Regions from separate parts of the Homo sapiens genome. Here region 1 is linked to region 2. The links are chromatin contacts, found by Hi-C or POLR2A ChIA-PET in ENCODE. All regions are on one chromosome and are shown on one strand. The core of a region is the stretch at or near the end of the contact, and the rest is flanking DNA. Distances in the headings are between cores, read along the strand shown.

Evidence for each region. Hi-C counts contacts between places; a loop is a spot of excess contacts on that map. ChIA-PET counts read pairs that join two places held with the same protein, here RNA polymerase II (POLR2A). Pooled maps may share reads with other maps.
Region 1: a loop to region 2 is called in a map of tibial artery, with 4 times the contacts of the local background. The contact joins the enhancer-like site here to the promoter of LINC00612 in region 2. A Hi-C loop is called at or near these places in 2 of 168 maps with a recorded cell type or tissue (ascending aorta and tibial artery) and 11 of 50 pooled maps. POLR2A ChIA-PET finds 5 or more read pairs at or near these places in 2 of 52 experiments (HepG2 and activated T-cell).

The regions. Positions count from the first base shown.
Region 1 is chr12:9,647,627-9,653,516 of GRCh38, forward strand. LOC105369728 (a long non-coding RNA gene) reads right to left here and starts at 362. Exons shown (of 2, transcript NR_157802.1): 1 at 215-362. It also overlaps the pseudogene LOC374443. RefSeq lists enhancers at 76-145, 156-205, 886-955, 996-1,175, 3,075-3,254 and silencers at 316-615, 2,250-2,299. Within about 2 kb of position 3,950, at least 9 of the 41 ENCODE cell types and tissues checked have a DNase peak (open chromatin) inside an H3K27ac peak, as active enhancers do.
Region 2 is chr12:9,060,982-9,067,092 of GRCh38, forward strand. LINC00612 (long intergenic non-protein coding RNA 612) reads right to left here and starts at 4,089. Exons shown (of 3, transcript NR_034140.1): 1 at 3,287-4,089. A2M-AS1 (A2M antisense RNA 1) reads left to right here and starts at 4,196. Exons shown (of 2, transcript NR_137425.1): 1 at 4,196-4,247; 2 at 4,845-6,111. It also overlaps a transcript of KLRG1 not described here. RefSeq lists silencers at 3,425-3,474, 3,535-3,584.

The DNA.
Region 1 (5,890 bases), core at 2,700-5,199, 590 kb after region 2:
CCGGGGACTGGCTTTACCCTGTCTACCCAAATAATTCGTTTCTGCCTCCTATAACATATCCACCATTACACATAGAATAGTTTCACTGCCTAAAAAGCTCCTGTGGCCCAGGGTGGGAATCGGCCCCGGGTGGAGGCCTCCATTGGGTTCCCCCTAATCCCGGGGACAAGGGCATCCTCTGGGTCCTTATCACAGGGTAAGGGGTCCACCAGACCCGGACAAGCGCTCCTAGCTGGAGGAGGGTCGCGTTCCTGCCGGATGTGGAAAGGAAGTCCAGGAATCCCCTTCCTGTCTTTCTGGTTTCTCTCTGGGCTTCCTGCTCGGGTCACAAGCGCCAGAAGCGCCGGCGGCTGCGGGGAAACGGTAGGCGGGGGATCCAGCCCCAAGCAAATCTCCCGCGGGCGCGTGGGAGGTGGGGCCAGTGCTGGGCGCAGCCGCGCCTCGCGCCTCCCGCCCCCCGGGGCTGCGGCGGGGACGCTTCTCTGGAGGGTGTGGCGGAAACTTGAGGCTTGGAGTCCGCGGGACCGGAAGGGGCTCCGTAGCTCGGGGCAGGGTGGGCGCGAGAGAGCCTAGAAGCCCATGTAGCCGCGAATCCCGCAGCCCCAGTACACCTCCCTCCGTGCCTCCCCGCCTTTTCTGCAGAGCTCCGCCCTGGAGTGAAGGAGGAGCCGTCACCTGGAGCTCCGAAAAAAGCAGAAGAAGGCGCTTTTTATTTAGCCAGTGTGACCCCGCCAGGGCCTTCTCGGTTGGGTGAGCACTCTCTCTGACCAGGCCATGAAAAGAAAAATCTGTGCGATGCCTCCCCACATGTCACGGGACTCTGACTTGCCTTTGTCGTCAGAGTTTGCAGAACTTTGGGGGACCTGAGAGGGGAGTGCCCCCTGGACGGGCCACGGCTGTCTGTGGCTTAAGGGCTTTTGGAAGGGCGGAGAGAGGGAAACGGCGTCCTAGTGGCCTGCTTCAGGGCCACCCACGGGCCCTCCCCCAACCTCTCTCTGATCCAACTTGTTTTTCCAGCCTAGTTGGAAACTTGTGGATGCTGTGACCTCAAGAAGACTTGGCATTTTATTTGGAAGATAGACATCTATTTGCAACTGTCCTGAGCCCCTATTTTCCTCCCACCTTTCTTGGGGAAACTTGTTTTTAAGGGATGCCACTGTTTTTGTAACATGTTGCTCCTAGCTCTTAGCATTCATGGTACTGTTGTAACCGTCCAGTGGGTTCACTTTGTCTGCTAGATAGAGCCGATTTATCAAGACGGGGATTACAATGGAGAAAGAGTAATTCACGCAGAGCCGGCTTTGCAGGTGATGGGAGTTTTATTATTACTCAAATCGGTCTTCTTAAATTTGTGTCCCGGAGCAGTACGTTCTAACATTTTTTAGATGTTACAAATGTAACTTTTGGCTAAGTTACATTCCTACTAAGTTATATTCTTACTAACTAAGCCAAATGTTATATTCTAAAGAATGTTTACAGAACCGAAACTAAATATTTGTTACCTGGTACAGTTGTGAAACTTGTTTTTTAAAATGCATCCTGTGATTTAAGTTTTTCAGATCCTGAAACTGAGTTAAAATTTGATCAGTAATAATGCTTTATTTCTCTGTTCTTCTGAGAGATAATTCCTAATGTTGTTTTTCCAACTAGAAGTCTGAAGAGTTATTGTGTTCAGTGTGTACCTTAAGAGTGGTATGAATTTGCGGGAGTCAGGACACACTGTAAGAAAGGTAGAAGAGAAATAAGTGAGCAAGAGAGAAGTGGAACAAGATGCATGTGGGAATATTGCTGCAGGACTTTTCCTTATTTCAGCTAAAAATGGGATTCTTTGTCCCACGGCCACGGAAATTCAGGCTCGCAGATGGTTTAAAGGGTGTGTGAAGCAGAGTTTTATTGGGTGAAAAAGGGAAAAAAAGGGGGAAACAGGTACTCTTGCAGGGCCAGAGTCCTTCCGCCGGAGCGCTTCCCACCTGACAGTTTGAATCCCAGGTTCTACAAATGAAAAACTGGGGCCAGGCTCAGGCTTCTCTCTGCTGCAAACCTTGTGAACTTCCCAAGGCTCCACCTCAGTGGGCAGGCTAATTGGAGTTTCTCCAGGGACCCCTTCCCACCTGGCTGTCTCAGTATTAGTAGGAGGGGCTAGAGATGTAAAAAAGAAGAAGAGAAAGCAGGCACATTTAGAAGATTATTAAGAGAGGCAAATGGGAGATTTGGGGGAAGTTTTAAGGGGAGAGTTACACATTACCCTAGTAGCAATGAAAAAGAATTACGGAAGTCTTAGTATTCTGAACCTTTAAGACAATTTTGCGTTAGTGTAGAACCAGAAAGAATAAAGGTTGATATTTTTATATGAGCCAAAATCCAAACGATATTTACTGCTTAAGATCATCCAATCTTACCCATCTTTCCCCCTGTCTAGAATTTAAGCTGAAGCTCCCTGTTATTCTTGTAGATGTATATTAAACGGACGAAAGTTGGCAGGGACTTTTAAAGTATTATAATTTATATTCAGTAAAATTCACTCTTTTGGTGTAGATTTCTATGGTAAACATATATACTCATGTTACTACCATAAAAGTCAAGATATAGAGCCATACCCACCCACTCGAAATTCCCTCATGTCCCTTTGTAGAATGTCTCTTCCTCTACCGCTAGCCCTTGGCAACCACTCATCTGTTTTCTGATCTTGCACTTTTGCTTTTCCAGAATGTCACATCGATGGAATCTTGCAGTAGGTAAATGTAGAATCTGACTTCATTCACTTAGCAATAATGCATTTTCAAGTCATCTGTATTATAGTATGTATCATTTGTCAAAGAAAAACAAGTCTGGACTTAGGGAGAAACTTTATTCAAAAGGACTGTTGCAATAGGAATAACACTGATTTCAAAAATATGTTAGGCCAGGTGCGGTGGCTTATGCCTATAATCCCAGCAATTTGGGAGGCTGAGGCGGGTGGATCACGAGGTCAGGAGATTGAGACCATCCTGGCTAACCTGCTGAAACCCCGTCTCTACTAAACAAAATACAAAAAATTAGCCGGGCATGGTGGTGGGCATCTGTGGTCCCAGCTACTCGGGAGGCTGAGGCAGGAGAATGGCATGAACCCGGGAGGTGGAAGCTTACAGTGGGCCGAGATCATGCTCCTGCACTCCAGCGTGGGCGACAGAGACTCTGTCTTAAAAAAAAAAAAAAAGTTAGTGGTGTGGGAGAGAGCAGGCAAAGTCTAGGCGTTTCAGCAGGAAATGGTGCAATGTGGTCTGTGGTCAGGTTAAGGCAGGATGTTTTTTGCAAGTCTGTGCTTTGAGGCATTTAGGCAAACTTGCGGGCAAACACGTGTAGGGCCTGTGGGGAGGAGAAAAACCTGACAAAAGTTTGGCCAGCTAACACACAGTAAGAAATTGACAATTGTGAATGTGTGATCGAGTTTTTTCTTTTATTAGGGCTGAGGAATAGTTGTTTACCTCTTCAGCAGCTGAAGCATATTTGAGTTGTTGCTAGTTTTTTGTGATAATGAATAAACCTGGTGTAAAATATTCCTTACAGGTTTTTGGGTAAACACAAGTTTTCACTTCCCTTGTTTAAATACCTAGGGATAGGATGGCTAGGGCATGTGGTGAATTTACATTTACCATAACAAACTGCTTAACTGTTTTCCAAAATGCCCATAACATTTTGCATTTCCAGTGATGATGCATGAAAATTCCAGTTGCATCCTGTCCATTCTCTCACTGCTATAAAGAAATAGCCTGAGACTGAGTAATTTGTAAAGAAAAGAGGTTTAATTGGCTGACCATTCCACAGGCTGGCCAGGAAGCATGATTCTGGCATCTGCTCAGCTTCTGGGGATGCCTCAGGAAACTTACAATTCATGGCAGAAGGCAAAGGGGGAGTCCATACTTCACTTGGCCAGAGCAGGAGGAAGAGAGGAAGTGAGGGAGGGCACCACACAGTTTTCAACCGCCAGATCTCACGAGAACTCACTCTTATCATGACACAGTGCCAAGGGGGAAATCTGCCCCCATGATCCAATCTCCTTCCACCAGACCCCACCTCCAACGCTGGAGATTACAATTCAACATAAGATTTGGGTGGGGACAAAGATCCAAACCATATCACATCCCTTCCTCACCAGCAGTTGTTTCTTTTTCTGTTTTGTTTGCCACTCTAATAACCATGTAGTAGTCACTCATGGTTTTAATTTGTATTTCTCAAATGGCTGGTTATTTCAAGCATGTTTTTATGCACTTGTTTGCTATTCATATATCCTCTTTAATCAAGTATATCTCCAAATCATTGGCCCACTTTTTAATCTAGTTTTCGTTTTCTTATTGTTGAGTTTTGAGTTCTTAATATATTCTAGATACAAGTCGCTTTTTAGAGAGATGTTTTTCTGCCTTTGCTTGTCTTTTTATTCCCTTTTCAGGGTTTTTTTTCTAGCAGAGAGTTTTAATTACGTTAAAGTTCAATTTATCAATTTTTAAAATATTGATAATGCTTTTGGTGTTGTATGTAAGAAATTTTTGCCTAATTCAAGTTCACAAAAATGTAATTTTCCTCTTCTAATAGTTTTAGGGTTTGAGGCTTTATATATGAGTCTAAAATTTATTTTGAGTTAATTTTCTTATAAGGTATTAGGTGTGAGCTGAGGTTCACTGTTTTGCATTAGGACACTCAATTGTTCCAGCACTACATGTTCAGAAAATATTACCCCTTACCTACCTGATTACTTTCCACGTCTGTCAAATGTCAATTGATGATACACGTTTAGATTTGTTTCTGAAACCTTTTTTCTGTTCCATTGATTTATGTGTCTGTTCTTTTGTCAATATCATACTGTCTTTGTTTCTATTACTTTGTAAATTACGAAAGCAGGTTCCCTGATTTCCAAATTTGGCCATTTTTTTTTCCTTCAAAATTGTTTGGCTATTCTAGTTCTTTGCTTTTTCATATAATTTTAAAATTACCTTGCTTATTTCTACAAAAAATTCATACTGCAATGTTTATCAGTATTGCACTGAATCTCTAAACCTGTTTGGGTATAATTGACATCCAGCAATATTGCATATTCCAATCTATGAATATCTTATATCTCTCTGTTGATTCAAGTCTGCTTTGATTTCTTTGTCCCTTTGGTTTCCAGCTTTCATCATACTGATCCTAAACATATTTTGATATATTTATTTGATATCTTTCATGTTATTATAAATGATACTGTTTTTATATTTAAATTTCCACTTCATAATTATGAATATGGAAATATAAGTGATTTTTATATATGAACATAGGTAATCCTGTAGCTTTGCCAAATTCATTTATTCTCATAGCCATTTGGTAGATTCCTTAGAATTTTACATGCAGACAACTGTGTTGTCTGTGAATAGCAATGCTTTTATTTCTTTCCAATCTGTATGACATTTATTTCTTTTTTCTTGCCTTTTTGCCCCTAATAGGACATCCAGTAAAATGTTAAATTGGATTGGTGAGAGAGATCAGACATCCTTGCCTTGTTCTATGTCACTGGGGGAAAGCATTTATTCTTTCATCGTTAAGGTTGTTGCTAGTTGTAGTTTTTCTGTAGATGCCCTTTATCAGGTTGAAGAAAGTTCTTCAATTTCTAATTTGTTGAGTCTTACTATCGTGGATGAATATTAAGCTTTTCACATCCTCTTGCTGCATTTATTCAGATGCTCATATGTTGTCCCTTGTCTCATTCTGTCAATATGGTGAATTACATTGATTTATTTTCTGCTTCCCTTGTTGCTTCTAACCAGCTGCTTTACTATGGGGCTAAATCTGGATTGTGTATGTTTCTTTTTCATCCCAATTTCTACTCTTTTTCCAGTAACTGGAAGATTCCCTGGGGGTGGGGAGAATTCGATTTTTATCT
Region 2 (6,111 bases), core at 2,839-5,338:
ATGATGGATCAAATTGTGAATATTATTTCCTTTTTTCATCCGAGAAGCTAGGATTAAATTCCTTTAAATGAATTTGAAGAATTTTGTATTTATAACCAGAGTCATGGGTTGTATTCCAAGTAAAGCTTTTTTTATTTTTTATTTTTTTATGAGATAGGATCTCACTATGTTGCCCACACTGGTTTTGAATTCCTGGGCTTCATATGATCCTCCCATCTCAATCTCCTGAGTAGCTGCCAGATAAAGTTTTTGAAAAGTGTTGTTGAATTGGGAATCTTTTTTCTCTTAGAAAAATAGAATTAATTTTTTTTTAATAGAGATGGGGCCTTGCTATGTTTTCCAGATGTTTGCCAGGTTGGTCTTGCACTCCTGGCCTCAAGCAATCTTCCTACCTTGGCCTCCCAAAGTGCTAGGATTACAGGTGTCAGCCACCGCACCTGGCCATTGTGCCTGGCCAAAAAATATAATTTTAAAAAGACCAGAAAGACTTTTCTTTAGAGGTAAAGATGAATGAGCCTATGTTAAAGTGTCATTGAAAGAAATTATTAATGGTCAGTCGTGGTGACTCACCCCTGTAATTCCAGCACTTTGAGAGGCTTAAGTAGAAGGATCTCTTGAGCCCAGGAGTTTGAGACCAGCCTGGGCAGCATAGCGAGACCCTATCTCTACAAAAAATAAATAAATAAGATGAAAAAGAAGTTATTTATTCTTCGATCATGATGGCAGGCAATCAAAGAATCTTGGAGGCATACTAGTTAGAGCTTTTAACCCCACAGGTCTTCATTGTCCACATCGGTGATGACCATTTTTTTAGTAGACAAGGCAAGAACTTAATGAAGAGAATTACTTTACGTTTCTTGAATTTACTACTGAAGAGTTATAGGTAGCTAATAGCTAATATTTTCGTAGCTAGTGTTGGGACACGGAAACCAACCCCCCAAAATATGGTGCTTTGATGGGCTGAACTGTATAGTATATCTGATATATTTATATAGTGTATAAAAAATCACCTGACACAATAGATGGATAATATATCTGATATATTTATATATCGTATAAGAAATCACCTGACACAATAGATATGTAATATATCTGATATATTTATATATTGTATAAAAAATCACCTGACACAATAGATGGATAATATATCTGATATATTTATATATTGTATAAAAAATCACCTGACACAATAGATGGATAATATATCTGATATATTTATATATTGTATAAAAAATCACCTGACACAATAGATGGATAATGTATCTGATATATTTATATATTGTATAAAAAATCACCTGACACAATAGATGGATAATATATCTGATATATTTGTATATTGTATAAAAAATCACCTGACACAATAGATGGATAATATATCTGATATATTTATATATTGTATAAAAAATCACCTGACACAATAGATGGATAATGTATCTGATATATTTATATATTGTATAAAAAATCACCTGACACAATAGATGGATAATATATCTGATATATTTATATATTGTATAAAGAATCACCTGACACAATAGATGGATAATATATCTGATATGTTTATATCAGATATATTATACATTTATATATTATACATATACATTTATATATATACATAATAAATACATTGTATTATACATATATGTATATATTATACATATACATTTATATGTATAATATAGTTGACATATTTATATATTTATATCGGATATATTGTACATTTATAATATATTTATTATATTTTATATTATAGTATATTATCATTTATAATATATTGTTATATGTTATATGATATATATTTATAGCAGACATAGTAAATATCTATTGTGTTAGGTGATTTTTTATACAATATATAAATATATCAGATATATTATACATTTAAACAGTTAAACACCTAAACAGCCCAATTTTATGTGGATCAGTACTACTAACGGCTTAGGGTAAAATGACAGCTACAGCATAACTAGAATGTTAAAGTGGCATGTCTCAGACAACGTGGATGGACATAAAGTATTTGAGAGAATATTGCATAATAGAAAAAAACATTGTAAAGACTAAAATACTAAATAAGACCTTTTTTTCCCGAGCAATAATTTGCCCAGGCTGGTCTCAAACTCTTGGCCTCAAATGATCCTCCTGCCTTGGCCTCCTAAAGCATTGGGATTATAGGCATGAACCACTGCTCCTGGCCAGAATTCTTGATTAAACAATAGGGTCTAAATAAATTTAAACCCCTTTTATTCTTTTTATTCTTACAGGGTAGACTCAAATATTCTATTTCTTTCCAACTTTATATTCTTGTCATAACAACCCAGTATTCTCTGAGGCAAATGGATGCTTATGACCAACTGGCCTGAAATGGGGGAATATAGGGTTAGTGGTGAGTCACATATAAGAAAATGCAAGAGAATAGCAGTGTATCATATTTCAAAATAAAATACAAACTATACATAAAACTGACCCCAACAAGTATCCATTTCATTTCCTGTCGTGTATCTATATGCTTTCCTGGAAAGAATAAACTTCAGTTCACAAAATCAGATGTAGAAGATACATCACTTTTAAAAATTCTACGTAATTTTAATTCCAAGATTCCCATGCCACCAGGCTGGTGGGAAATCCAGTTTAAGTTGTAATTAGGCCTTTTCTCCAGTATTACATATGAATTTGAGTGTAATACCCCAAAACTTGAGAAGGCCATTGTATCTCCAGTCCACTGGGGCAATGAATAGCTTGAGCACCTGATCATTATAATGACCCAGATGTGTATCTTTTTCTTTTACTCTGCGGTGAGTTTTTCTAAGGGAGGAATCCTATTTTGTTTAATTTTGTATTATAGCATGGGATATTGTGCCTGGCAGATAGTAGGCAATCAGTTAGTATTTCAGGAATAAACACTCTTGGTCAGTGATACAGCTAATGATTTGCAACAAGCATATCCTTAAAGTACCTTTTCAGTAACGATTTCCATATGAACAAAGAAAAAAACTAGAACCAAGAGGTAAAATTATAATCCTGTTGTCTTGTTCCCATAGCCATACTCTGATTTCTTTTATGTTCTGTGCCCTGGCTTGATACTTAATTTGACAGCTAATTATAATGTTTATTAAGCTCTGAAATATACTTTCTCCTGGCCTTTTTGTCTGAAGTTGTTTGAGGTGTCACCATGGTTGGAAGTTAAGAGCATGGAAGCTAGACTTCTTGGTCTTGAATTCTAGCTTTGTCACTAACTTAGTAACTTTGGGCAAATTACATGTCTCTGCTTCAATTTCATTTGTTAAGGTAGTACCTATTTCACAAGGCTGATGGTGGCAGCAGTGGGGCGTCCAGAGCTGCCGCTGCCATCACGCCAGCTGCAGCAGGGAGGGGCGGGCAGCGGCGGCGGAGCAGCTGCGGGAGCCGCAGTGGCTGCTGTGGGACATCTGTGCCTCGCGTCCCCTGTGCCTTGAGACCCCAAAGCAGCCGACTGCGCCGCCACCATCCTCGCGTTGCCGGGTGGGGCGACGTGCTCCCCGGCCAGGAGCCTCCACCGCTCCGGACCCTGGCCCTATGTCGCCGCTCTCGCCCGCCGCCGCCGCGGAGTGGGAGTGGGGAGGAGGGGAACAGTCCTTGGAGCCGGCCCCGGGAGTACTCCCGGAGCCTGCCGCCCTGGAAGCCGCCACGATGGACCGGGCTGAGTCGCCCGCCGGAGGGGAAGCAGTGTAGTCGGGCACGGAGGGGCAGGCAGAGAGGGGCCCCAAGGCGGAGCTGGGTCCGGGGCGGAGCGGTGTTCGCACACAAAGCGCTGGGGCTGGACCCAGGGTTCGGGGCCAAGGCGAGAAGTGGGAGCGGGGCCCGCTTTGGGGACCCGGACAGCGGTGTGGCCACCGCGCACACCTCCGACAGCGCCGCATTCCTGGGCCTTGGGAGGAGGCTCTGAGTAGGGCCGCCTGGGGCGCGTCTTCAGGGTCCTCCCGGCACTGGGGTGACCGCCGAGCTAGACGCGCCTGAGGGCTGAGCCCCAGGGCTCGTGATCTGCTCCCGGAGGCGCCCCCCAGGCAGGGCCGTGAGCCGGGCGAGGGAGAGTCCTGGGCTGCCCCTGAGCCCCGGGGCCACGGGAAGAACTTGCAGCGACGTCATCCCTGCCCCGGACACAGTCCCGGGCCCAGGGAGGACCTGGAACATTCCCTTCCTCCCCCCCCCCCCCCCCGCCCCCGCCCATCAGCCCAGCCTGCAAGGAGGCGCCACCGGACCTGCACACTCAGGAGCAGGTGAGCCAGGGACAAGCAGGAGCCCCGCCCCTTCCGAACTGGTGGAGCAGGAGCTCCCAGGGTGCAGCTGCAGCCACCTTGCCGCGGCTGTGGACATTTTCTGTGCTCTCAGAGGCCCAGCAAAGTCCCCTGCCCACTGCAGGCTCCAGGGTGCCTACTCCGGCTGCCTGGCTTCTCTCCACTGTTAGCACCCACTCTGAACTCAGAGCAAGGTCGGGCCGAGCCTGGGTACTGTCACAGCCTGGCCGAGCGTGCACACGCTCAGGACAGTGCTGATACGCCAGCCCCCTGCCGTCTCGGCCCCCTTTGGAACTTGGGCACCAACAAGCGTGGGAGGGAGGCTGAGAGGGGTCTGAAGACAGCTGGACACTGACTTGCAGGCGCTCCTTGGCATGAACAGCCTGGGAGCAGGAGGCAGACAGGTTCCTGGGTGGAAGGGGATGGGTCCCCAGTGAAGTCCCACCCTCAAGCTGGTGAGGGCTTGAAGCCTGCAGACCAGAGAGGTAACTTGTGGTGCTGCTCCCTGGGCCCACTCATGGCTGCCCATGGACCAATCAGCATGCATTTCCTCCCTCTGAGGCTCATAAAATCCCCCAGACTCAGCTAGATTGGAAGAGAGGATGGGAAGACAATGGATGACCTACCTGTGGAGAGAAACTACCCATTCCAGAACCTCCTCTCTGCTGAAAGCTGAACACTCAATGGGAAGACCTGTTTGCAGAGAGGAGCCAGCCACTCCAGGGTCTCCGTTCTGCTAGAAGCTGAACACTCGTTGGGACACCCTTGCTGTGGAAAGGACATCCTTACTGTGGAAATGAGCTACTAACTGCAGGTCTCCTTCCTCTTCATCTTCCTTATCCTTCTGTTCCATTGCTCAGTAATGCTCCTCTTCATCTGTCTCATTCTCCACTTGTCTGCTTGATGCAGGAGCTGAGGAGCTGCACAGCAAGGTTAAAAGAGCTGTAACACAAACAGGGCTGCAACATGCCCCTTGCTCCCCACAGGGAGAGAAGAGCTCTGGCCCTCGGAGAAGCCCAGACCTGGGAGCTCCTTGAGCCCGGGCTGTGACTCCCTCTTTGGGGCCCTGGTTGGCGTCACTGCATTCGCCAGTGCCACTGTTGGAAGCTGCTTGTGATGCGCCTGGTCCAGGGGGAAGCTGTTTGTTGTGTGCCTGGTCCAGCCACCTCATGGAGAGCCTGTGCTGGCACCTGGAGCTGCCCAACCTGGGCAGCAGCTTGTGTGTGTGACTGCACAGTGGCCACGCTTGCTCACACACCCCTAGCACACCCCTCTGCTCCACCCGTCTCAATCTCCCTTGGATCCGGGATCCAGGTTGGTAGCAAGTGCGAGTGGGCAGAAGCAGCCCAGTGGGCCCAGAGCAAAACTCAGGCAAAGGTGCCACTAGACTGGCCAGGAAAGCGACACCCTAAAGATCCCATAATGCTGATATGTTAATTCTATTCTATAAGCACCACACAGAAGTGATAGCTTTTATTTCTTATTTTGTCTAGCCTGGAGACAGAGCTAAGGATTCCTTGAACTGCAAAGTCTTTTCCAGTTCTTAGTTTATACAATCCATACTCACCTTCTGCCTAACTAAGCATTGTCATTTTTGTGCCAAATGAAGAGTAGGACTCCTACGATTGTCCTCAGACTCTCTTGGCTCAATCCTCCTGCTTTAACCTTTCCTACTTCAAAAACTCCTGAAGTTTTGCTTCCCCTTCTATAGAATGGAAATATATGTCGCAATACTTACTGCAAAGAAAATTATATATTTTAAAAATAGACTAAAGAGATGTTGTGAGACATCAGACATCAATCAGATGTTGTGAGAACTGATTTCTGCATCAGAATATCTCCTTGA